Regions from separate parts of the Homo sapiens genome. Here all the other regions are linked to region 1. The links are chromatin loops, found by intact Hi-C in ENCODE. Cell type or tissue: endothelial cell of umbilical vein. All regions are shown on one strand.

Region 1 (8,000 bases):
TCAATATTCAAATGTTTCCAAATTTGGCCACTCCACTGTGAGCTGGCTCCTGGGGCCTTTTGACATGTCCCCATGTCCCCACGTGATGGCACAAAAGGACATTCCAGGCTCACTTTGTATTTTCCCTGCCCCAGACCTGGAATCAACCATTTCTCCAAAGATGTCAGCTTCTTTTTAGTGAGAAATGCTACTTAGATACCAAGATCTAGGAACTAAGTGTGCTCATTGTTACTAGACTGTCACTGTTTCTAGGCCTTTCAGTTGACAAGGCTTAGAAATTTATGTATTATTTTAAATCATGGGTGTAATCTGATGGTTCCAATTTAAATTCAGTACAACTATGTTCCTTCTCACCTTCTCCCATTCTAAAATTTTTGTCTCTCCTTCCACAGTGAGAAAGCCTTGGCCTTGTTTTCTGACAATATCAATCTGGTTGCTTATTTGTTTTAGCATATGGTCTATACAAACTAGTTTCAGAATTACTACTATACTAGTATCAATACCAATACCAACAACTAACCAAATAGGTAAAGTTCAAGACTGCTTTACAGTTATTATTATTAAAGGATGTACCCCACTAAAGGCGTATGGAGTGCTTGTATTCAAAAGGGATTTGAATGTGGTTCTGTTGTTGAATTGAATCCAGTTTACTTGTTTCTGTTTGTATTTAATTTTAGGGTTTGATTTTGTTTATCCTTTTTAATTTATTATTTTTGATATGTAATATATTTACATGGATCAAAAGTCAAAAATTCAAAAAAGTCATATTGAGGAGGTCTCCCATGCCTTTCCTCTCTGTTCCCACCTGCCTCCTTATTCATGAACCTTTCCCTTAATTGATTTGTCCTTTCTGGGTTTATTTTTGTAAAAATAAACAAATATATATTCTCACTCTTTCACCTTGAAATAAGGTGAACTCTTTCACGTAACAATATAACCTGGCTCCTATTCCAAAGCCATTCATAAACTTCTTTCTCATTCTTGTTTTACAAACACATACCACTCCATCAGGTGGAGAGACGTAGTCTAGTCAGATTCCTATGGATAGGAATTTAGATTTTTTTCCTATTGCAAATAATGGTGAAATGAATTACCTTGTAAATATGCTATTTTGTACTGTGGAGCTGTATTTTCAGAATGAATACTTGCAAATACTTTTGCTGGGTCAAAAGTTAAATCATATGTAGCTTTATTAGATAATGCCACATTTCCTTGCTACCATTTTCTTCTCCCATTTAGCAGTGTTTGAGAGTGCCTATTTTGGGGCAAATTGTTAGAGCCCTTTTTAGTTGGAGTGAGAAATTATCAGTGACTCTCAACCCTCAATTGACATTGGAATCACCCAGGGAACGTTGCCTTTTTGCAGATCTTTGCAGTGGGACCCTACCCCCAGACGCTGATTTATCAGGTTTTCAGTGGACATTATGAAGCATGGATTCAGATTATTTTGTAGAAGTACTAGTTTAACATCTAAGTTTAGTTACCTACCTAGTAACTCTTTCTTTTAAGTAACTTACCATTCTGCGAGGAGATATCATAAAAGCATACTGATAATGTATGAATCTTACTATACTCATGATTTCTGAATTGCCTGCAAATACTGGTAGCCAGATATGCTTAATTTTTTTTAAAAATGGCCTAATTTCAGTTAGTTTTCACCCCTTCTACAAGCATTTATTGAGCACTTACTGAGTGCCAGTCATTGCCTAGGTACTGCAGAAAGAATACAAGACAGACCAGATCCCTGTCCTTGGGGTCTTCTTTGTAGCCGAGGCAGATGAAGGTAAATAAAGGTCAATAGAGTCCATCAGTTGGCTAGATGCTGGGTGTGTGTGTAGGTGCCTTCCCTCTAAGGAACTCACTTTTCAGTGTGGGAGACTAAAAGGACACAAAATATGATCATTCTAGAAAGGTTCCTAGGAGAACATAGAAGTGGTGTCTAAGCCAGCTGGAGGGGAACGGGAAAGCTTCTTGGAGGAGGTGATAGACATTTGGGCTGAAAGCAGTGTGCCTCATCTGTAAGCCATTCTTTCTCTTAGCTTGGGATGCTGTCCTTCTCTTTTTTGGTTCCAGACCAAAAGGACAGCATCCCAAGAGATGAGATAAGAGAAAGAACGGCTTAGAGATGAGAAAGGCATGTTGCTTTTAGAGATGTGCAAGTGACTCAGAGTGGCTGGAGTGTGGGATTCAAGCCAGGACGTAACAAAAATAAGATTGGACAACTACCCAGGGGTCACATCTTTTGCTCCAGTGTCTGGTACATAGTAGGTGCTTAATAAAGCATTGGATGGTTGATTGAGTGAATGACGACTTGCTGATTTGTGGAAAAGAGCAGTTTTGCATTAGCTTTTGCTAACCACACATAATTAAAGGAGTTGGTATTCTTAGCGCATCTGATATTTTATCTTGTGGATGAAACTTTTTTTTTTAAAGCTCAAATGGCAACCAGGTTATGAAAGTAGCTATAATTGAGAGAGGTCACCTTAGGTGATGTATCACCCCATTCTAGATCTATGGACAGAAAGAAAAATCTCTTCAAATTGTTGTCAGAATGCTTTTGTCTCTTTATCTGCTTATTATAATCCAGCTTCAGGGATGGATGACATTTTTAAAATGCATAGTCCCTTTGGCCCTGAGAGCTCTTGTAATGTTTCCCATCAGCTAAAGAAAAACAAACAGACGAGACTAACAGACGGCCCTCGTGTTCAGTTATGTTAGCCCTAGAATCACTTCCTCAGGAAATCATGTTTGTGTGTGTCTGTGGTTCTGTGGTTTCATTGATATTCCATTAGAGGGAAACGCAGAGGAGTTTCGACAATTAAAACCATCATTTGAAGGACAGGAGTTCTTGGTAGAAGCTGGAATTGGATTTGCAGCTGTAGCAGTGGGGCATTGTGAATCACCTGAAATTTGGATTCTTTGAGGCTTTGCTACCTCCACCTTCTTTCTAATGTAGGTTAAATTTGACCTTGTTTTATTTTAAGTTACTCAATAACTTGAGAGTATTAGTTAGAGAATTATTTTCTGAAATAGACTGGCTGTCTCAATAAACCAATTTAATCTGATTCTTGCGACCTACATCAGCTAATGGTTTGTGAGAAATCTATCTTCATTTAAATCTGTATTTGTTGTTTTACTCCTAGTATTGCTACATCTTCAGGAAAGGTGTCAGAATATGCATAAAGCAAGGAAATAGTAATTTCCTGTTGGTAGAAGTCAGTGAATTTTAGTAGATACAGCTGAGGAATGGAAGAAAGCACGCTGCCATCCCTTAACTGGCACAGTGACTGAATTAATGTATGCCTTACTGTTTCTTCTGCTTTGACAAACATCTTGAATTAAGCAGATACAGATTTTCCATGTTATAGGTACTTATAAAATGGGAACAGACTAACTAACAAGAGCTATAGCAATATCCCTGTGTGGAGTGAAGGTCATGATATGCCAACTGGCAAGATGTATTGTCATCTAATTACTATTTGGTGATTGAAACCATGTTCTTTGTATCTGGCAAGACCTAATAATATGGTGGGCTCTAAACACAGGGTGGCTTTTAAAATCCTGTCGATTTTATTTGCTGGCCCAGAAGACTCTTGTAATGATTTTCTGCTTACAAAATGCATGCCTGTTAAATCGGGCTGTTTTTTTAGTTCACAGGTAGAATTTGGGTAATTAAAAAATATTAACTTATTGATGTTAGATACTTTTCATGACTATCCTGAGAAAGATAAGTTATTGAGAATTTTTTTCACAAAGGAAATGAAAACTGAAACTCAAGCAGTTATTTGTGGATTAAACAGGCTTAATTCTACAGGGTATGCGTAGCTATTTGGGAAATATTTTTGTCTTACTGAATTAGGATAGCAGTTTTTACCAAATGAAACTTAATTACTGTAACTAAAATGACTAGCTTAGGACAAATAAATATTTTATATTGTAAAAATAGACATTTTTACTTTTAAAGTAGTTTTAGTTAAGTAGTACATATATACATGTGCGCTTAAAACAAAAACAAAAATCCATATACTGTGAATAACAGCAGTACAGACTTTCCTACTTGTGCACATCTGAAATGCTTTAGAATGAATTCACCCCAATCAAAAATATATCCTTTTGCACTGGTAGAAATTACTATTAAGTGTTGATTATTATCGATTAATATGTTTAGTGGCTCTCAACAGTTTACAAATGTGACTTGAATGTTTGACTTCCCCTAAAACTGAATACATTTGATGTTATGAAGGACAATTGCAACGACTCCAACAAAACCAGTTCAAGGCTTAGGAACTGTGTCTCTTAGTTTCAAGAAAATGAATTGGATTTTATTTGGTATATGTGTGAGTATGATTACAGATCAAGACACACACCCCTATACACACCCACACCCCCCCACACACATAATACTATATTTATAATATTATTTACATTTTAAATAGGTTACATAATTTTTTAAAATGTTCTGGAAGTAAATTGTTTCTTATTGATGACAGGACTTTAAGTTTTTACCATTTGACAGGACACTTTTTAAAATAGAAGTAATTAACATGTAAAATTTTTAATTAAATGAATTATTGCTTTCTATCTGACATAGAAATTGTATTTACAGTGGTTTTTGTTTGTTTGTTTGTTTGTTCTGCTTTGAGGGTAGCTAGTGACAGTAGGAAGTGAGCATTGTGTTCTAAATTGCTTATTTTTTTTATCTTACATCTTAAATACTTTGTGCGTAGTCTTGGATATAAAAGTATGAATAATCCATAACCTCACATTTCAGTTCCTGGCTCCTTAGAAAGTTGAATATTCTTATTATGGAGATAATAAGGGAGACAGTAAGAGCAGGAAGCATTTTCATCCTGGCGTTATTGAATAAATTAGTGCCCAGTGTGTGCCATCTACTGTGCTGGGCAAGCTTTCATTAGTTTGTAAAATGTGTCCACTTAGAGAGCAGGAAGGAGCTCAAGCTAAATAAGCAGCAAAGGGAAAGATGATGAATCCGAGCATTTCCCCGAGCTGATTCTGTAATCACAGCCCAGGGTTTAGAGTGGGAGGGATTTACAAGACGAGAAGTGGCTGTGGACTAGCGACAGTGGTGATCTGAGGACCTAAGGACCAGCTCCAGCCTGGTGCACAGAACCGCTTCTAAGTACTTAGCTGCAGCTTTTCACAGATGAGAAGAATTTGAGTGCTGTTAAGGTTTAATCTCTATAAACATAAATATTTGTGATTCATAGTCTCTTCCACATCCTTTGTTTCTTTCTAGAAGGCCTGTTAATGGAAATACCTATTTCTTTATTGTCTAATAATAGACTTGGTGAAATATAACTTCATATAAATAAAATTACAGGGTAAAGCTAGTTTCCCAATAGTTGTCTAAATTACACATACAAGTCAGGACTTTGCTAGGTACAAAATCTCAAGATTCAGAGAGTATTGGCTATCTCTAACCTTCAGATGCCACTCTCTTCACTGACCTTTGTCACAGCTGTACCCCTCAAAAATGCTTCCTCCATCCAGCTGCCTCACTGAGAAATCAGGGATCTTTTCTATACTCCTTCACTCTCAGCTCTTTGTACTTCCAGCCAATCTCCATGCCTTCTTCCTCCTCCTTCATCCCTACCTTCATTCCAGCCTTGCCCCTCTTTCCTTTAGTTCAGCCTCTGCCAATTCATATCTCACTCTGCTGCCAGAGTGGCTTAAAAAGAAAAAATAATACACAATTGAATATTACTCAGCCATAAGAAGGAATTCTGATACGTGTTACAATGTGGGTGGACCTTGAAGACATGCTTAGTGAAATAAGCCAGACAAATATTAGGACAATGGTTGAAGGACAAATAGTGTACAATCCCACTCTTATGAGGTACCTGGAACAGGCAAATTCATAGTGCCAGAAAGGTGACCGGTTAGCAGGGGCTGGGGGCAGGAGAAATGGGGAGCGGTTGTTGAATGAGTATGGAGTTCTGTTTGGGATGATAAAAAAGCTCTGGAAAGGGCTGGGCACTGTGGCTCATGCCTGTAATCCCAGCACTTTGGGAGGACGAGGTGGGTGGATCACTTGAGGTGAGGAGTTCAAGACCAGCCTGGCCAAATACCAAGACACCCCCATCTCTACTAAATATACAAAAAATTAGCCAGACTACAGTGGTGTGTGCCTGTAGTCCCAGCTACCCGGGAGTCTGAGGCAGGAGAATCCCTGGAACCCGTGAAGTGAAGGTTGCAGTGAGCCAAGATCGCACCACTGCACTCCAGCCTGGGCGACAGAGTGAGACTCTGTCTCAAAAAAAAAAAAAAGAAGCTCTCTGGAAATAGATGGGGACGATGGCTACACATGATGGTGACTTAAAGCCACTGAATTGTACACTTTCAAATGGCTAAAATAGTAAGAATATTAATAGCAATAATAACGCCATTATAATGGTTACACTTGCCCCCCTGAAGTCTTCACAAGCCCCACAGCCTACAAGACAAAACCCAGATTACAGAATAGGAGGGGACTGGTCTTTCTCTTCCATTCTTCATATTCTCACTTCTTCTCACAACATAAGAACTTCCGCTTCCAGCTACTCCTGGAGGCTTGGCCTTTCTCAGCACCCCTTGCTTTGGATTGGAAGAGGAGGGGAAAGGTTTGGACCGCATCCTGCTCCTTCTCCCCTCACCTCCTGGTCCTCCCCTCTTCACTCCCCTTCAACCGCCCTAGGATGTCTCTCTCTCTCTCTCTCCTTATCTCTCTCTCTCTCTCCTTCCCCCAATCTCTCTCTCTCCCTCTCCCAGTATCTCTCTCTCTCTCTCTCCCTCCCCTGATATATATATATCTCTCTCTCCCCTCTCTCCTCTCTCCCTGGGCCTTGTTTTGCTCTCTGCTTCTGCTGCCCCTTAGTGACCTGGCCCATCCCAGCTGCAGGGACAGCCGCTCTGGTCCTTGGGACCACCCCCTGCTTTAGAGCGCTGGGGCTGGCAGAGTGGACCTTAACCCCCATCTGTCTCTGGGTCTGTGCCTCCTCTGGCCGGGCTGATTAGTCATCCTGAGAACTGTCACACTGCACACCACTGGGCAGGCCAGTCGTCCAGGCTGTGCCCTGCGTCTCCTTCCTGCCTCCCCTTACAGTGATATTCGCTAGGAGAAGAGCTAAACCACCTGCCGTGTGCTGCCCTACATGCTCAACATGTATGAATGCATGTTAATCTTAACAACTCTATTGCAGGGGTATTTGACTTACTGGAGGTCCCAGGCTCTGGTCCCTACCCGTAACCACCCTGGGCACTGCCTCCCCTCGTCTTGGTCTCTGTGCCTTTGTGTCTGCTGAGTCCTCACCCTTGACATTGAAATGGTACTTTTTCTTGAAAAATCCTTCCTGGATGCCCCAGACAGACATAGGTGCTCCTTCTTCCAGTTCAACCTGATACTCCCGCGTGAAGTATCAATCACATGACTGTAGTTTCTTCACATCAAGCATGGCTGCCTGTATTCCCCACCGGCCTTAGCAGGAGAGGGCCCTATCTTTTTCTCTTCAGATTCCCCAAACCTAGAGTAGTGCCTTATACTCAATATGCATTTGAATGTGCCTACATTAATAGTAGTATTTGTTACTCTATGGCTTTCTCTGGGAAATACGAATAAGAAGTTGGATGAAAAACTTTGTTTCTAAAAACACACTAAAGTACACTGAGAATATTATCACATTTTTTTCTAAACCAATACCTATGGATTGGGTTTTAAATACATAAATTTGCCAGTGCAATGGTGTACACCTGTAGTCCCAGCTACTCTGGAGGCTGGGATGGAAGGACCACTTGAGGCCATGAGTTGGTGGCTGCAGTGAGCTATGATTGTGTCACTGCACTTCAGCCTGGGCAACATGGCAAGATCCCGTCTCTACAAAAAAATGTTTTTTGGAAAAGTAGCTGGGCATGGTGGTGTGCATCTGTAGTCCCAGCTACTCGGGGGGCTAAGGCAGGAAGATTGCTTGAGGCAAGGAGTTCAAGGATGCAATGAGCTATGATCA
Region 2 (8,000 bases), 290 kb before region 1:
GAAAATGTATTTTAGCTAAGGGACAGTAGATGCAAATGTAATAATAAAATATTATAGCCCTCTAGAAATAATGGGCTTATAGAATTTAATGAATATTTTAAACATTTTATTAAAATATTTTAATGACTCAAAACCCACTTTTGTAATGTGAAAACAAAGGATAATTTTTTCCTCATATCAACCTAAATGAACTCTTCTACCTTTTTTTCTTTTCTTTTTTTTCTTGATCTCTGTGGCTGCATGTGAGTATCCAGCTGTGCCCTGAGCTAACACTGTTACCTATGCAGTGATTCTGGAGTTGGGTAGCTTTTCCCCCTGATCTCTTATGGACCCCATCTGTTCTAAAGTTCCTTGTTTAAATGTAAAATACCTTCCGTGGCCTAGTGGTTTTAATTATGTTACTAGCTCTGTGGTCTGATCATTTAGGAGTTTCTTTGGCATTCCTCCTGGCTGGCTTCCAGCCATTTCTTTGTTTATACTTTTTACCACAAGCAAATCTCATCATCTCCAAAGATGATATCTCTGAAAGTCCTCAGTTTGTCACACCAGTCACAAGTATCTGAAAAGAGGGGAAGAAAATAATCAAATCCTTTTCCCCAAGTTTGAAATTCAGGAATTTTATATATTTTTTTGGTAATGTCATGAATAGTATAGTGATTTTTAAATGTATAGTTGTTTTATATATGATATTTTTAAATTCAGGAATAATTCTTGTGGGAATTATAAGATGTTTTTGACATTATAAAAGTGGGAATAAAAAATATTTTAGAAGATAAATATCCTAAACCAAGAGTTAGAAAATTTCATAAGGATTTTTCATAAGTTTGTTGGTATGTTTTCCATGTGTAGTTTCCCATGCATTTTCTTGTTGGGAAAATAGCACCATGTATTTTTAATTGCCATTTCCATCATCAGTCCTATCTTCTCCTTCCGCTATTATGTATGTTTATTATGGCCTGGATAATTGGAGTAAGAAAAATGCCACAGGATATAGGTCCCAGCTACTCAGGAGGCTGATATGGGAGGATCACTTGAGCCAAGGAGATCAAGGCTCCAGCGAACCTCAGTCACACCACTGCGTTCCAGTCTGGGTGAAGAAGCAATACCTTGTCTCAAAAAACAAAACAAAAAAAAAACACACAAAAAAACCAGACTGTTGCAGTTGTTCAAGCAAATGATAAGGTCTTGCACCATTGCTTTCCTCATGACTACCCGCTCACAGTTATTATGTACTTAGTGTATGCAAGGCACTGTTTTAAATAATTTATCAGTGTTCGCTCATTTAATTCTTAAAACAGCCTGATATGGCGGGTACTGTTATTACAGATACTTCGGCTGCAGTGGTTTGACTTAGGATTTTTCGACTTTATGATGGTGTGAAAGCTATACGCATTCAATAGAAACCATACTTCAGCAACAGTATTCAATAAATTACATGAGATATTCAGCACTTTAGTATAAAACAAGCTTTGTGTTAGATAATTTTGTCAAACTGTAGCCTGATGTAAATATTCTGAGTACATTTAAGATAGGCTAGGTTAAGCTATGATGTTTGGTTGGTTAGATGTAAATGGAAATTGACTTAAGATATTTTCAACTTATGGTGGGTTTATTGGGATGTAGCATTATCTTAAGTTGAGGAGCACCTGTATCTCATTTTCACATGAGGAAACTGAATCAGAATGATACTTCCCCCAAGTAACAGAATTAGTAAACATTGAAGCTAGGATGGAACCCAGGCAGTCTGGCACAGAATCTATCACTAACCAGGGTAAGATTTATCCTTCCCAGTGTCCTCCTTGAGAAATACTGCTTTAAGATTGACAAGATAGGAATGGAAGGAAGTTAGGGGTTTAAGGTACAATGGAAGTTGAATCATTAAGGTACAATGGAAGTTGAATCATTCAACAATTAAGTTGAACGGATGTTGGACATATATTATGATTTACTAAACTGCTGCTCATAGGATGAGGGTCAAGTTCAGTTGTGGATCTGCTGAGTTTGAGCTGTCTGTAGAACAGCATCATGGTGTGACTGTATAGACAATCGGAAATCTGAATCTAAAGCTCAGGAGCAGGAATCAAGCTCTAAATATAGATTTTGGAAATTATCCATACCCTAGTATTAATTGATGCTGTGAGGCTGGGTGAAATCCCTCAGTTAAGGATACTAGAGGCTGGAATATTGGGCAAGGACAGAGGGAAAGCGTAGGAAGTGCTAATATTGTTTTTCCCTATTTTTACATTTTGTAAAATAGATTTTCAATACATGATGAAACTGGGATGCAGAGACTTTAAAAAGTTCACATGAAGCTTTTAAGCACATATAAGCATTTCATTACAGTGATTTTTATGTTCCTTGATCATAGTTTACACTAGTTCTTTTGCTCCAGCCTAATAAATCACTCAGCACCTGTAATATAAAATGATATTTTCTGTGGTAAAATTTTAGAAAAATGACATAAACTTGTCAGTTTGCAAACACTATAGTGTTTACCATGAATTCATGACATCAATATTTAGTTTATCTGGCAGAATGTAGAAAAATGTATTAATCACTAGAAAGTATGATAATTATTATTTAAATGTTATATATGTTGAAAGAATCTTAGGACAAACAGGTGAAGTCTTATGGTATTTTGTGATATATATAATAATATTTTTGAAACTGCTTTTGTTTGTTAATAAAAATAGAAATTGCATGGAGAAATTGCTTGGCCAAAAATAGATACAATGACTGATCCAGATACTCTTGTTTTCAGATTTTTTTCTCATGCTGTTTTAATTGTAAACTGTTATACAATTGGGTTACTAAAACCCTTGATGGGTTCTAGTAATCACCAACTAGTAAGTCATAAAACTTTTGTAACTTACTGTATTTCAGAATTGTTATTCAGATTTTCCAAATTATTCTTTGTGAGTTATGTATGATGTCATGAAAACACTGATTTTTGTGTTTTTCATTCGTATTTTAAAATATTTAGTTATTCTAGTTTTATAACTTTAACATCCCATTTTAAAGCAAGACTTAAAAAAGTTTTTTCGTAATAGAATATACACCAAACACAACCTTAGTATTTATCAAAGAAAAACAAATTCAAGTTAGACATACTTTTTTCCATTTTTGAAATTAGCAAAAAAGATTTTTATATGATTATGTTGCTAAATGGACACAAAATGCTGTTGTAGTATACACGTATATAATCACTCTTTTGGAGAGTAAATTCCACACTGTAAAGAACCTTAAAGTATTTAAAATCTTTAACCAAGCAGTTCCATCGTGTGATACAGAACTTCAGGAAGTGAATGTGAAAAAGTCTTTGCCCCAAGGTATTCATCCTAGGATTGCTTATAATCAAAAAAATGGAAAGCCACATAATTGAACAATAATAACATGTCTACTAGAAAGACTATGCAACCATTAAATGTTCTGTTTTCAGATTCTAATATGTCTTAGAATAATGTTTATAATATAATCATCAACAAAATGCAACTTACAAAGTTACACATTTGGTATGATTACAACTACATTAAAAATTCGTGTGTGTGTGTGTGTTTATACACATATATACAAACGTGTATATTTATATACACATATGTACAAACGTGTATATTTATATACACATATGTACAAACGTGTATATTTATATACACATATGTACAAACATGTATATACACATATGTACAAACGTGTATATTTATATACACATATGTACAAACGTGTATATATACATGTATGTACAAACATGTATATTTATATACATGTATGTACAAATTGTATATTTATATATAAAGGGAATTTAATGAAAAATGCTAACATTAGTAAGATATGTGCTCTGGCAGTGATTTTTATTTTTTACTCATGCTTTTTTTGTATTTAACTATTAAAAATAATTACATGTTTTTTGACGAGAAAAATATTTTTAAAAGAGAAGTATTTCTATAGTTTATAGTTTTCTGAAATAGGTTTACATAAAGGCACATAATGAGACATAAAGTTTTTTAGCAAAGAAAAATAGGCAAAATGTAAAATAAATTTTGCCTGTTTTCCCATGCACACACATTGAAAGGAAACACAACAAAAATTTCAAAGCATGTTGGAGAAGGCCCTAAGGCATATGATGTCTGGTATTTGAAGAAGTGCAGGAAAGAGCAAAAGAGAGGAATGGGCAGGGGCCATATCTCTCCTCATAGGCAGGTTTAGCATTTTTACTTTGTCCTCAAAGTAGTGGATTTTAAGGCATGGTTAGATTTGCATTTTACGCATATCATTCACAGGTACCTGTGAGTTGTGGGAAGCAGGTTTTCCTCCACTTTAGAGATAATAAACCTGAAACTCCCAAGTCCTTAGTTACCTTGCTAGTGAGATTTACAGCTAAAACTTGAATCTAGACAGTCTCTCTCCTAATCTGGTATCTTTTTTTGCCATTCCTTCTGCCTCAAATGATATGTAATTTAGTACCTTTATGTTTTTAAAGGGAATACCATCAGATCTTTTGGTAAATTAGTAAATTTAGTGAAATTTGGTAAGTATTCTTTTAAGCAGATTTAGATCACATGTATAGTTCAGTAATATAGTAAATAATGGTATTTCTGTGGAATGCTTGGTCTACTAATGTTGCTGTGGTTTATTTAATCATTTTTCTCAAAATCTGATCTTAATGGCAGCTCATTATATAGACATAGTCAGTTTTTATTGTTAAGAAGTTATTCCATTTCTGAATAAGGAGTTGTCAGGGAGGTAAGCCAACAAGTTTAGTGTCATAACACCTTTGTGAAAATTTGAGTGTTTCAGTCTCTCTATATGATGCTTCATGCATTAGGGCTCATAATTAGTTCATAAAAGTAGAATTTTGAGAAACCTTTTCTATACAGTTTTGTCTCACTTTTTTTTTTTCATTTTTATAGTCACAGAAGATATAATGAGTTATAATATGTGATAAAATTAGTGGATCTTCTTCTTCTCTGGCCTTCCAAGTTTCCTATTGTCTGCATTCCAGTATCCTTTCCTATTCTTCATTATGCTAACTAGTTTTCCTAACATAGGAACCAAACATTCAGTTAATATTTTAGATGCCCCTTACTATTCAAACTCTCCCTTAATATCTAAAATTCAAAAACTGAATAGATGTGGATAATACCATATTTTCTTGTTAAACTAACTTGGTATCAGACTCTTATTATCTTAATTCAAAAGGTGAAATGAATTGGATATTCATTGTACAACTGCTTTCTAATATCTTTCAGTTTCCTCACTCTTATTTTCATCCTGATTTTAGGAAGAAAAATCATCCTGATTTGGTCTATGGAATAAATGGTAATATTCTTTGAAAGTTCTTATCAGCAAATTAATATCATGATAGCTTTTTTTCAGCCATTTAGTTCTTAATGTGCCTTCTTTTTCACTCAAGACATGGTTTGTTTTTTCTCATCAGTAGACAGTATGTTTTTATTATCCTCATTTTCCATCATCTTGTAGGCATTTAAGTGCAGATTTGATCACTTATGTAACTTTTCAGCAATTATTAAGGCTTTAAGAATTTTTTTCTATTATAGTCTTTCATTTTTTTAAATTTCATTTTTAGAAAGAGGGTCTTACGCTGTTGCCCAGGCTGCAGTATAGTGGCCCAGTCATGGCTCACTGGAGCCTTGACTTCCTGGGCTCAAGCTGTCCTCCTGCCTCAGCCTTCTGAGTAGCTAGGACAACAGGTGAGCAACACCATGCTTGGCTAATGTTGCCAAGGCTAGTCTCGAGCTCCTGGCCTCAAGCAATCCTCCTGTCTTGGCCTCCCAAAGTACTAAGTGCCTGAGTCACTGCACCCAGCCTCTATTATGGTCATTTTTGTTAATCAAAAATTTACATTCCATTGCTGGCTTATTCTTTATAAGGGCATGAGAGTTAATTAACGCTGCAAATATCCCAGAGACTTTATAGATGAATAATTTATCATTATTATACTATATTATATCTAAAACTTGTATTATTTTGGAAAAAGAGGAAAGATAGGTCTAGAGGGAACTGGAAGGAATCTAAACTCTTTGGTGTCAATGTTTAAACTGCTTTCTTGAAAAGAAAACATATTCTCTGAACAAAGATTCTTGTACCAAGTAAATCAATTTACTTTTCACAAGTAAGAGTAACTAATCAGGGTCTTTTTTATTAGCATCTGAGAACATATTTTCATTCCAGAAGTCTTCTCTTCACCATATTAAATTATGTAGTTCCTTCATCCTTTCCTTAGGGAAAGTTAATTTTCAACCCTGTATTTGATCTTGCTGCTATTCTGAATCCACTCCAGATGTCCTTGTCGCTGTTTGTGCTATCAACCTAGAAGCAAGGAAGTGCTAGGCATTTGCATTCATTAAGAGGGAACTGATAAAAATTTGCTATTGGATTCTGAATATTATAAAAAAAATATTAATTGAAATAAAAATAATATAAGGAAGTTAAGTAGAAATTTAGCTTATATGAGTAATCTAGGAATTTTAGTTTGAAAATTTTCTTTGTAAAATTGATACATTACATACATATTTTAGGGGTACATGATACATTCATATAATCAAATCAGGGAAATTTGGATGTCCATTACCTTAAATAGTTATCTTTTCTGTACACCAGGATCTTTTTAATTATTCTGTTCCAGCTATTTTGAAATGTATAATATATTAATGTTAACCATAGTCATCCTACTGCTCTATTGAACACCAGCTCTTATTTCTTCTATCAAACTGTGTTATTTATACCCATTAATCCACCTCTCTTCATTGCCTTCTCCCCTCTACTTTTCTAACCTCTGGTAACCACCAGTCTACTCTCTACTCCCTGTGTACTGTTGGTGGGAATGTAAATTAGTACAACCACCATGGAAGACAGTTTGGAGGTTCCTCAAAAAACTAAATATAGAACTACCATATGATCCAACAATTCCACTACTAGGTATATATATCTAAAAGAAAGGAAATCAATATATTGAAGAGATAATCTGCACTCCCGTGTTTATTGCAGTACTACTTACAGTAGCTAAAATATGGAATCAATCTAAGTGCCCATCAGTAGATTAAGGGATAAAGAAAATATGGTATATATACATGATGCAATGTTATTCATTCATAAAAAAGGAATGAAATCCTGTCACTGGCAGCAACATGAGTGGAACTGGAGATCATTATGTTAAGTGAAATAAGAGCGACACGGAAAGACAAATTTTACATGTTCTCACTCATATGTGGGAGCTAAAAAAAATAGATAGGAAATGTTCTTACCATCCATTCAGATAAATAGAATTCCCTGCAAAAGGTTGTGCCCTTAAGAAGTAGAAACTTTTCTGCATCATGGAATAATTTATGTGTTAATTCATGTATAACAATAAAATATTCAATATTTATTGAATAATATTCAATAGATTATCAGCTTTTAGTGATAAAAATGTGTAAAGTGCTTGGATTTATTGCCTGAATAAGGTTTAGAATGGGAATTTTTTTACCTCTGTGGTTTGATGGGTGAATTCTGAGGTCTGGGCACAGGAATTGTGGTGCCAACTCTTTATGTGACTTACTAGAACAACTTTTCCTAAGACTAAAATGACACTGCTGGCTGCTATTGTAGCCTTTTCTTCTTCAGAAATATCCCTGGCTTTCTATTGTGCCTTACATCATCTCTCAGCATTACCTTAGTCTTTGCATTCTAGTGTGTCATTGGCAAATGCCCTTGCCAATGCCCTCACCCTATCTTAAGACTTTTGCCTTAAAGTCAATGCCTGGACTTATATTAGTATAATGACAGCAGCATTGTTTATATTTGTGTGTTATGTCTTTTCTCATATCCTTTCACTTTTAACATTTTGATGTTCTTATATTTAAGGTATGTCTTCTGTAAGTAGCACATAATTGACTTTGTTGTTTGTTTTTTTATCCAGTATTCTACTTTTTTTCTTTTAGTTGGTGTTTTCGGACCATTTATACTTACTATAATAACTGATATATTTAGGTTTGTTTTCAATT
Region 3 (8,000 bases), 130 kb before region 1:
CAAGGTCAATCTAAGATAGTTCTTAGACAGATCACCTGTAATAACCTATTACCTGTGGCTCAAAAGTGAGGGGTCTGGAAATTTCCCTTCGTGATTTGGGCTACTAAGATCCAGAGGGTTGAGAGTTGAAGAGTTACCCTTATACTCCTTCTGTCCTTATTTTAATACTGCGTACTCCCCTGTACACCTAGACCCTTGTCATTGTATGAATGAATGAACAGATAATTGATTTTCAATAAGGAGATGGGAAAATTGCTGAAGACCTTTGATGCCAGGAGTGTGGAGAAGGGGAAGCACTGAAGAGAGGTTTGTCCCAGTATATGCTCCTCCCACTAATTTGGCAGGGATGTGGGTTACGCCAGAGACTGGAGGAATAAGTGGACCAAACCTCTCTTACTCAAATCCTCCCTTCCTTGGGCTTCACTGTCAAATTTCCAAACCAACCATCTTTTCCAGAAAGGGTCCATAGACTGGGCATGGTGGCTCACACCTGTTATCCCAACACTTTGGGAGGCCGAGGCAGGAGGATGTCTTGAGCCCAGGAGTTTGAGACCAGCCTGGGCAACATAGGAAGACCCCATCTCTACAAAAAAAATAAAAAAATTAGCTGAGTCTGGTGATGTGCACCTATAGTCCTGGCTACTCGGGAGGCTGAGATGGGAGGATCACTTGAGCCAGAGAAGTCAAGGCTGCAGTGAGCCATAATTGCACCACTTCACTCTGGCCTGGGTGGCAAAGTAAGACTCTGTCTCAAATAAATAAAAGAAAAAGGGTCCATAGGATTCACTGCTCCTTAGTCCTCATGGCTGTCCACGTGTGCATAACTTCCGGCAAGGTCAACTGAACCGAAACAGAAGTCATTTCCTTAGGGGTGAAACAAATAAGGCATGAAAAACTAAAGGGTAAACAACTGTATTTTTTTGAGGGATGGGACTCTAGCAAAGTATCAGAATTAAGGCAGGCCTTTGAGGTTTTCTTTCCTTAAAATGATGCTTGATTGATCTCCTCAGTCTATACTTTGTGAACACAGTGTCCAATGCAGGCAGCCTTGCTCGCTTCATAGAAAAAAACCACAGCTCTTCTAATTGTGGCTCTAGCCTATGGAGTGATGATTCTCCCTATGTATGTTCTATCTGGGCCAATCCCAGAGAAGTTTAAGACACTGTTGTTCCAGGGGAAGAGCAATAAAATAGCTAGCATGGATGATTTATACCTGGAACTCATTAAATTTGTTTCCTCTTCTACATCTAAGCTAGCCAAGTATTTTTTGCCGTGGTTTGCTGGCATTTTCCCATCCATCTGGACACATGCCAGAGATAACCCCTCTCATAAAGAACTTTGGAACTATGACTTGAAATAGTGCAGACTTGCATCATGTTTAGCTGTTTGGCAAAGTGGCTTGAAAAATGTGAGTACTTGACGATTTCAAACTGTTGGCAATAATAGGATCTTCTGTTTCCAGGAACACTCTCAGGCTTTTAGGTCTTGTTGTTCTGCTTAAATTATACCAGGTACTAGCCATATTTCTAAGAGTATTTCCTAACATGGGGTCTAAGGATTGTTTGTGTGTGTGTGTGTGTGTGTGTGTGTGTGTGTGTGTGTGTGTATGAGACAGAGGAAGATACAGAGACAGAAAGAGACAGAAAGATGGAGAAAAAGAGACAAAAAGAGACAGAGAGGCAGAGATAGAGTCCTCACTCTTGACTGCAGCTCCTGAAGGAGTTCTTAGAAGCAACTGACACTATTGTCGGAGCATCAGAAATTGGAGTGGGAGAATTAGGTGAAGGCTGAATGAAATGTCAGAGAAGGTTGTAAGGACAGAAAGCAGTCATTCACATTAAGAGGTGAAGGAATATTGTCATAGAATAAAGGGAAGGAAAGATAATTTAAAGAAAAGAATAGAGGTCTTAGACAATCTGCTTGATGATCAAGAATTTCTGACACCAAGAAATAGAAGAATGTACACTTCTCAGAAAAGAGACCATTGGATTAGCATAGAAGGAACCTCCCAAGTTCTTCTGAAGGATGTGGCCCCTGCCCAGCCAATTGGAAGAGAACAACCAAAAAGTTTCTTTGTAGTAGAGGATGCACTGTGATCTCAAGAAACAACTCGTAGCTTCTCTCTAACTTAGGGGAACACAAGGAATCCCTGAGAAACCTAGAAGAGCTGATTAAGCTGAGTCACAGCAGGATACAGTGGCTCATGCCTGTAATCCCAGCACTTTGGGAGGCCGAGGCAGGAGGATTACTTCAGTGGGAGTGTTTGAGAGCAGCCTGGGCAACATAGGGAGACCCCATCTCTATAAAAACAAAACAAAAACAAATATTGATTATAATCATGTATGTGCATGGTAGTGCATGCCTGTGATCCCAGCTACTCAGGAGGCTGAGGTGGGAGGATTGCTGGAGCCCAGGAGGTCAAGGCTGCTTTGAGCCAGGATTGTGCCAATGCACTCTAGCCTGAGCAACAGAGAGATATCTCGTTTCAAAAAGAAAAAGAGAAAAGGAAAAAGTTGAGTCACATTTATGACGGGCTGGAGGAATGAACAAAGAAAAGCTAAGAAAAGGGAAAAGATCCAGGGATGTCTGATGGAACCATTCACGTAAGCCAATGGGTGCCGCCAGTGCTCATAAAGACAATACCTGCCTCATCTTAGATGAAAAAATATGGCGCATGAAGACATAAGTGTTTGTATGGTTACATAACTAGTACATGAGCATCATTCTTGTCTTCCCATAGGGTTTGGAGGACTTCATAGTGGTAAGCTTGTCACAAACAGATGAGAGTTAGTGAGCACCTCATGCATAATCCATCCAGCATCACAGGCCTCGTCCCCTGCCTGCTTCCCTCCGCAGCCTCGAGAAAAGTGAACAGCTCTCTCTCTGCTGCTCACACCAATTGGTGCTCCTGGGGTAGCAGATGACTAGACGATGGAAATATTTTATAGATCCTGTGATTTCAAGAGTAGAGAAAGTAGATTTTTGAAGAGGAGAAATCACTTAGAGGAAGTGACCAGGGCTGGTCGGCTTTTTATGGTGGTTCCTTTGCCCCCAAAACCTCTGCCCCTGGTGTTGGTTTATGAAAAATCACAACAGCAGGGATTGTTTGGGATAAGACGTGTCTTCTAGGGGCAGGATGTCGTGGGCTATTAGTCATTCATCATCAGCGTGGATCGGCTGGTGCAGACTGTTTCCTCTATGAGAGCTGATAGTGGTTGTACTGAGGCAACGGATGTTTGATTTGAAAGCAACTGAGGAGCAATTGGGTGATTGTGGAGCATGGAGCATTTTGAAGGGATGAGAAGGGGTGGGATGCTTCAGTGGGAGCTAGAGAGCAGCTCCCAACCGTGGAGACTAAGAATTGAGGGAGCAGGCCAAAAAGAACAGCCCGAGAAACTTCTTCAGGCCCTAATGTAATGGGACGACAGAAATCACAGAGCAGACACCAGAGTGAGTCATCAGGAGGCAGTGCCCTGGGCCCTTCAGCAACCTCTACAGGCGGCTGCTGGTGCTGCTCTGGGGTGGGCTGGGGGTGCATCCTCCAGCGGAGGTGGGAACAGCTGGAACCTCCAGGGCTCCCACGTGCAGCTCTCAGGGCATACACAGTCCAGGACCTGCTGCAATGCTGGCAGCACAAGCACCAGCTATGGGAACTCCAACAGCGTCTGCCTGGCCCCCTCCATGATGTCCAAGGCCAAGGAGGCTAAGAACTGGCGGGACACGGGGTGGTGGAGAACCACATGAGGAATAACCAAGTGCTGGGAACTGGAAGTGATTCTACAAGTGTCCATGCTGTGCAGCGAGTAGCTGAAAGGTGAAGCAGGAGATTCTGACCTGGTCTGCGTTCCCACTTCCCTCCAGGCCTGTCAGCTTCTTTCCCGTCATCAGGAAAGATTCAAAGAACCCTGGGGATCAGTGGCACAAGGGAATCCCAGTGGCCTTCGTCCCAGTGAGCTGAGCTATGAGCCAGAAGTTTACAGGTGTGGTTGAATTCCAAATGGCTGTCAACAAGGCAGGTCCAGTGGTGACAGATAATGGGAATTTTATCTTGGACTGGAAGTTTGACCAGGTACATAAATGGGGTGAAGTGAACAGAGCTGCCAGAATGGTCCCACGTGTGGTGGACACAGGCCTGTTCATCCACATGGCTGAGAGAGCCTACTTCAGGATGCAGGATGGCTCAGTGAACAGGAGGGAACAGCCTTTCTGTTGACCTTGCAAGCAGCAGAGTGTCTTCACCCTCGAACCACAGGTCACAGCCAAGGGGGATGTTTCTTTCCAGGGGCCTTTGCCTTCATGTGTCTGTGCCAGGGTGGACAACTGGCAGAAGGGAGAAGGCAGGGCAGTTAAATCCAGTCTTCTGAAGTATTGTTATTAAGTATCTTTTTTTTTTTGAGATAGGGTCTTGCTCTGTCACCCAGGCTGGAGTGCAGTGGCGTGATCTTGGCTCACTGCAGCCTCCGTTTCCTGGGTTCAAGCAATTCTCGTGCCTCAGCCTTCCAAATAGCTGGGATTACAGGTGCCCACCACCATTCCCAGCTAATTTTTGTATTTTTCGTAGAGACAGGGTTTTGCCATGTTGACCAGGCTGGTCTCGAGCTCCTGACCCGAAGTGATCTGCCCGCCTTGGCTTTCCGTAGTGCTGGGATTACAGGTGTGAGCCACTGTGCCCAGCCTGTTATTAAATATCTTTTAAAAGAGAGAAATATAAATATGTATTTTTACTATTAAAGTATTCAGGGTTTTTTAATAAAGATAAAAAAAGAGAAATCATAGTGAGGTCTGAGGATGGGTTTCCTGAGTTGTGCGCTTGGAATAGTAGTGGGAGTTAGGGTAAAAGAGTTCACTTTAGGAAATCAGAATTTAGTGTTTCTTTGCTGCAGGACTCCTCTGAGACTTTAATATGCTAATGAGCATCATGCATATCCAAAAAAGACTGCAATATAAAGTGTGTAACAAGTTTATTTTAGCAAACATTTGAAGGGCATCTCAGGGGATTAGTGGTCAACAGGATACATTTTCGACGAATAAATTCTTGTTTATTTGAAACGTCGACATCTAAAATCTTGGGCAGTATTTTCACCTCCGAACTTCAGGTGAAAAGGTGGTGTTAGTTGGGCCATCTGTTTTCTTTCTAATTCTGGAATCTATACCCATAAGAAATGCAAGCAGGTACCATCTGAATGAAGATTGATGGGGCAATGGAAGGAGGTAGGAAAGGCAGCAAAGGCAAAAGTCAGCATTATGAAATCCTCCCAATGCCAAGTGACTCTGAAAAACAGGAGGGGAATGCATTTCCTCCTGCACTCCTCATTCCACAGCTGTGGGACCCACAGCTCAGAGCACCCCATGCTGCAGTTACTAACTTTTCCTCTCCACTGACAATTCACAGACCTGCCCAGCATGTCTCTGTTAAGTCCTACAAGTTTTATCTCCTAAATGGCTCTTGTATTAGCCTGTTCTCACATTGCTATAAAGAAATACCTGAGACTGGTTAATTTATACAGAAAAGAGGTTTAATTGGCTCATGATTCTGCAGGCTGTACAGGAAGCATGATGCTGGCAACTGCTTGGCCTCTGAGGAGGCCTCAGGAAATTTACAGTCATGGCAGAAGGCAAAAGGGGAAGTGAGACGTTTCATATGGCCAGAGCAGGAGGAAAAATATGGGGGAGATACTACCTACTTTTAAGCAACCATATCTCATGAGAACTCACTCACTATCATGAGACTAGCACTAGGTAGATGGAGCTAAACCATCAGAAACCACACCCATGGTACATTCACCTCCCACCGGGCCCCACTTCCAACACTGAGGGTTACAACTGAGCATGAGATTTGGGTGGGGACATAGATCCAAACCGTATCAGCTCTCAAATAGAACTAGTATGTGATCTAGCAACACCACTGCTGGGTATATATCCAAACAAAAAGACATCCATATATTTAAGAAATATCTGCACCTCCCATGTCTGCTGCAGCACTATTCACAATAGCCAAGATATGGAATCAGCTTAAGTGTCCATCAGTGGATGAATGGATAAAGAAAGTGTGGTACATATACATAATGGAATACTATTCAGCCTTAAGAAGAATGAAATCCTGTCATTTGCAACAACATGGATGAAACTGGAGGACATTATATTAAGTGAAATAAGCGAGGCACAGAAAGACAAATACTGCATCTTCTCACTCATATGTGAGAGCTAAAAAAAGCTGAACTCATGGAGATAGAGAGCAGAATGCTGGTTACCAGAGGCTGGAAAGGGCAGTCTGGAGGAGGGGATAGCGAGAGGATGGTTAGTAGGTACAAAAATACAGTTAGATAGAAGGAATAAATCTAGTGTTTAGTTGCACAATAGGGCAACTGGAGTTAACAATAATTTATTATGTATTTTAAAGTAACTGAAAAAGTGGAATTGGAATGTTACTAACACAAAGAAGTGATAAATGCTTGAGGTGGTAGATACCCCACTTACCCACATTTGATCATTATACCTTGTATGCTTGTAGCAAAATATCACATGCACCCCATGAATATGTACAACTACTATGTATCCACAGTAATTAAAAATTTTTAAATATTTAGAAATAGCTCTTAAATCTGTCCCTTCCCTCCAACTCTAACAGTTCCCTAATCTCACACCTGATCTCCCAGCATAGGGCACCATGGGGCTCTCCCATGTCTGCTCCAGCCCCATCTAGCTCATCCTCCGTGCTGCAGTCCCAGCTTCAAACACAAATCAAATCAGGTCAGCACGCCCACCCACCTGCCTCTAGCTGAAAGTCCTCTCATTTTTTCTCGCAGCATGGAGAATCCTTTACTGAGGCTCGGAAGGCCCTGTGTGGCTGCCCCTCACACACCTCTCCTGCCTTTTCTCATCCACACTGTCCCTTGCTCCCTGAAACCCAGCCACATGGGCCCCCTTCCAGCAGATTCCCTGGTGCCATCTGCCACAGGACCTTGGCACATGTGGCCCTCTCTGCTTTTGCCACCCTCCCGCTTTCAGCTCAATCACATTTTCTTAGGGCATGCTTTTCTGGTCTCTCTGGCTGGTTCAGATCCTCCTGTAAGCCCTCATGGTACCATGCACCCCTCCTGTTGACTTCCTGCAGCTGCACTTTGTGTTGATGTCTGCGACTGTATGATTAGTGTCTGCCTTTTGCACTGGGAAGGCCAGTCATATGTTCCATGAGGACAGGCAGTCTTTGTCCATTGCTGCAACTCAACTGCTTAGCATGGTGCCTCATAAATAAGAGAACATCAATCTGATAATACTATTTTATTTCATGGCTTGAGTAATTGGTTGGACCTAAATCCCTTGACAGCAGAGGTTTCTGCCTGAGGTCCATGGAGTATGTATATACCCTTCTACAAAATGTATACAAATATTTGTGCAGTTATGTTTTTCTGAGGGAAAGTGTGCACAGAGGGCTCTATGAACTGCTCCTCTTCCTGCCAAAAAGTTAACCATGGTGGTCCTATAATTATTTGGATTTTCAAAAGAATTACCTCTTACCGAAATGGATCTTAAATAACCAACATGTGTCAGGCACAGGAGCCGTTAAGGCCAAGTTCTGACTGATTGGACGGTAAAAGTGCAATGAGACACTCTCAGTGTATTGCTTACCTAGAGAGAAAGGAAAGACCCACCAAAGTGCCAGTTCCCCACGGTCCTTTTCCCACATGTGACAGAGCAGGACACCAAGGCAGGAGGAACCATGACAGCAGCTTGAGTTGGGAGGAACCCTGTTGCCAAGAGCCCAGTCTTAGACGGCAGCTAAGCAGGTTCATCATCTGCAGTTTTTTTTTCTCAAGAGGGCAAGGAAGGAAACCTCATTCTTCTTCACAACCTGGGATATGATGGGAATTAACCTTCTAACAGCCTCCCAGAAGAGACAGGCAGGGAAGGGGAGAGGGCCTTCCAGGGAGGGCCGTAAGTAGCTCTGCAGGCTCAGAGGAGCTGCGACTCAAGTCTCCTCTGCCTGCAGGACTTATGTG

The links. Hi-C counts contacts between places; a loop is a spot of excess contacts. Peaks named below come from ENCODE experiments on the same cell type or tissue, not always from the same donor. Only the 100,000 strongest peaks of a DNase experiment are listed, where the experiment ranks them.
Region 2: a loop joins it to region 1, with 2.6 times the contacts of the local background. A loop is called at or near these places in 1 of 110 quality-filtered maps.
Region 3: it touches region 1 in a loop (1.8-fold over the local background); 1 of 110 quality-filtered maps calls a loop at or near these places.

What each region holds. Positions count from the first base shown.
Region 1 is chr18:61,828,314-61,836,313 of GRCh38, reverse strand. The region is part of intron 1 of RNF152 (ring finger protein 152); the gene reads left to right. Among named protein-coding and RNA genes, the nearest start is that of RNF152, 61 kb to the left of the region's middle. In endothelial cell of umbilical vein, no CTCF peak of the experiment used is centred here; DNase peaks (open chromatin) are centred at 2,123, 2,703, 3,283 and 4,993; H3K4me3 peaks cover 302 bases; H3K27ac peaks cover 4,037 bases.
Region 2 is chr18:62,120,823-62,128,822 of GRCh38, reverse strand. The region is part of intron 14 of PIGN (phosphatidylinositol glycan anchor biosynthesis class N); the gene reads left to right. Among named protein-coding and RNA genes, the nearest start is that of PIGN, 62 kb to the left of the region's middle. In endothelial cell of umbilical vein, no CTCF peak of the experiment used is centred here; no DNase peak of the experiment used is centred here.
Region 3 is chr18:61,953,482-61,961,481 of GRCh38, reverse strand. It overlaps the pseudogene RPIAP1. Among named protein-coding and RNA genes, the nearest start is that of RNF152, 64 kb to the right of the region's middle. RefSeq lists an enhancer at 2,735-2,904 and a silencer at 5,694-5,803. In endothelial cell of umbilical vein, a CTCF peak has its summit at 3,487 (motif pointing left); DNase peaks (open chromatin) are centred at 1,291, 3,171 and 5,621; H3K27ac peaks cover 782 bases.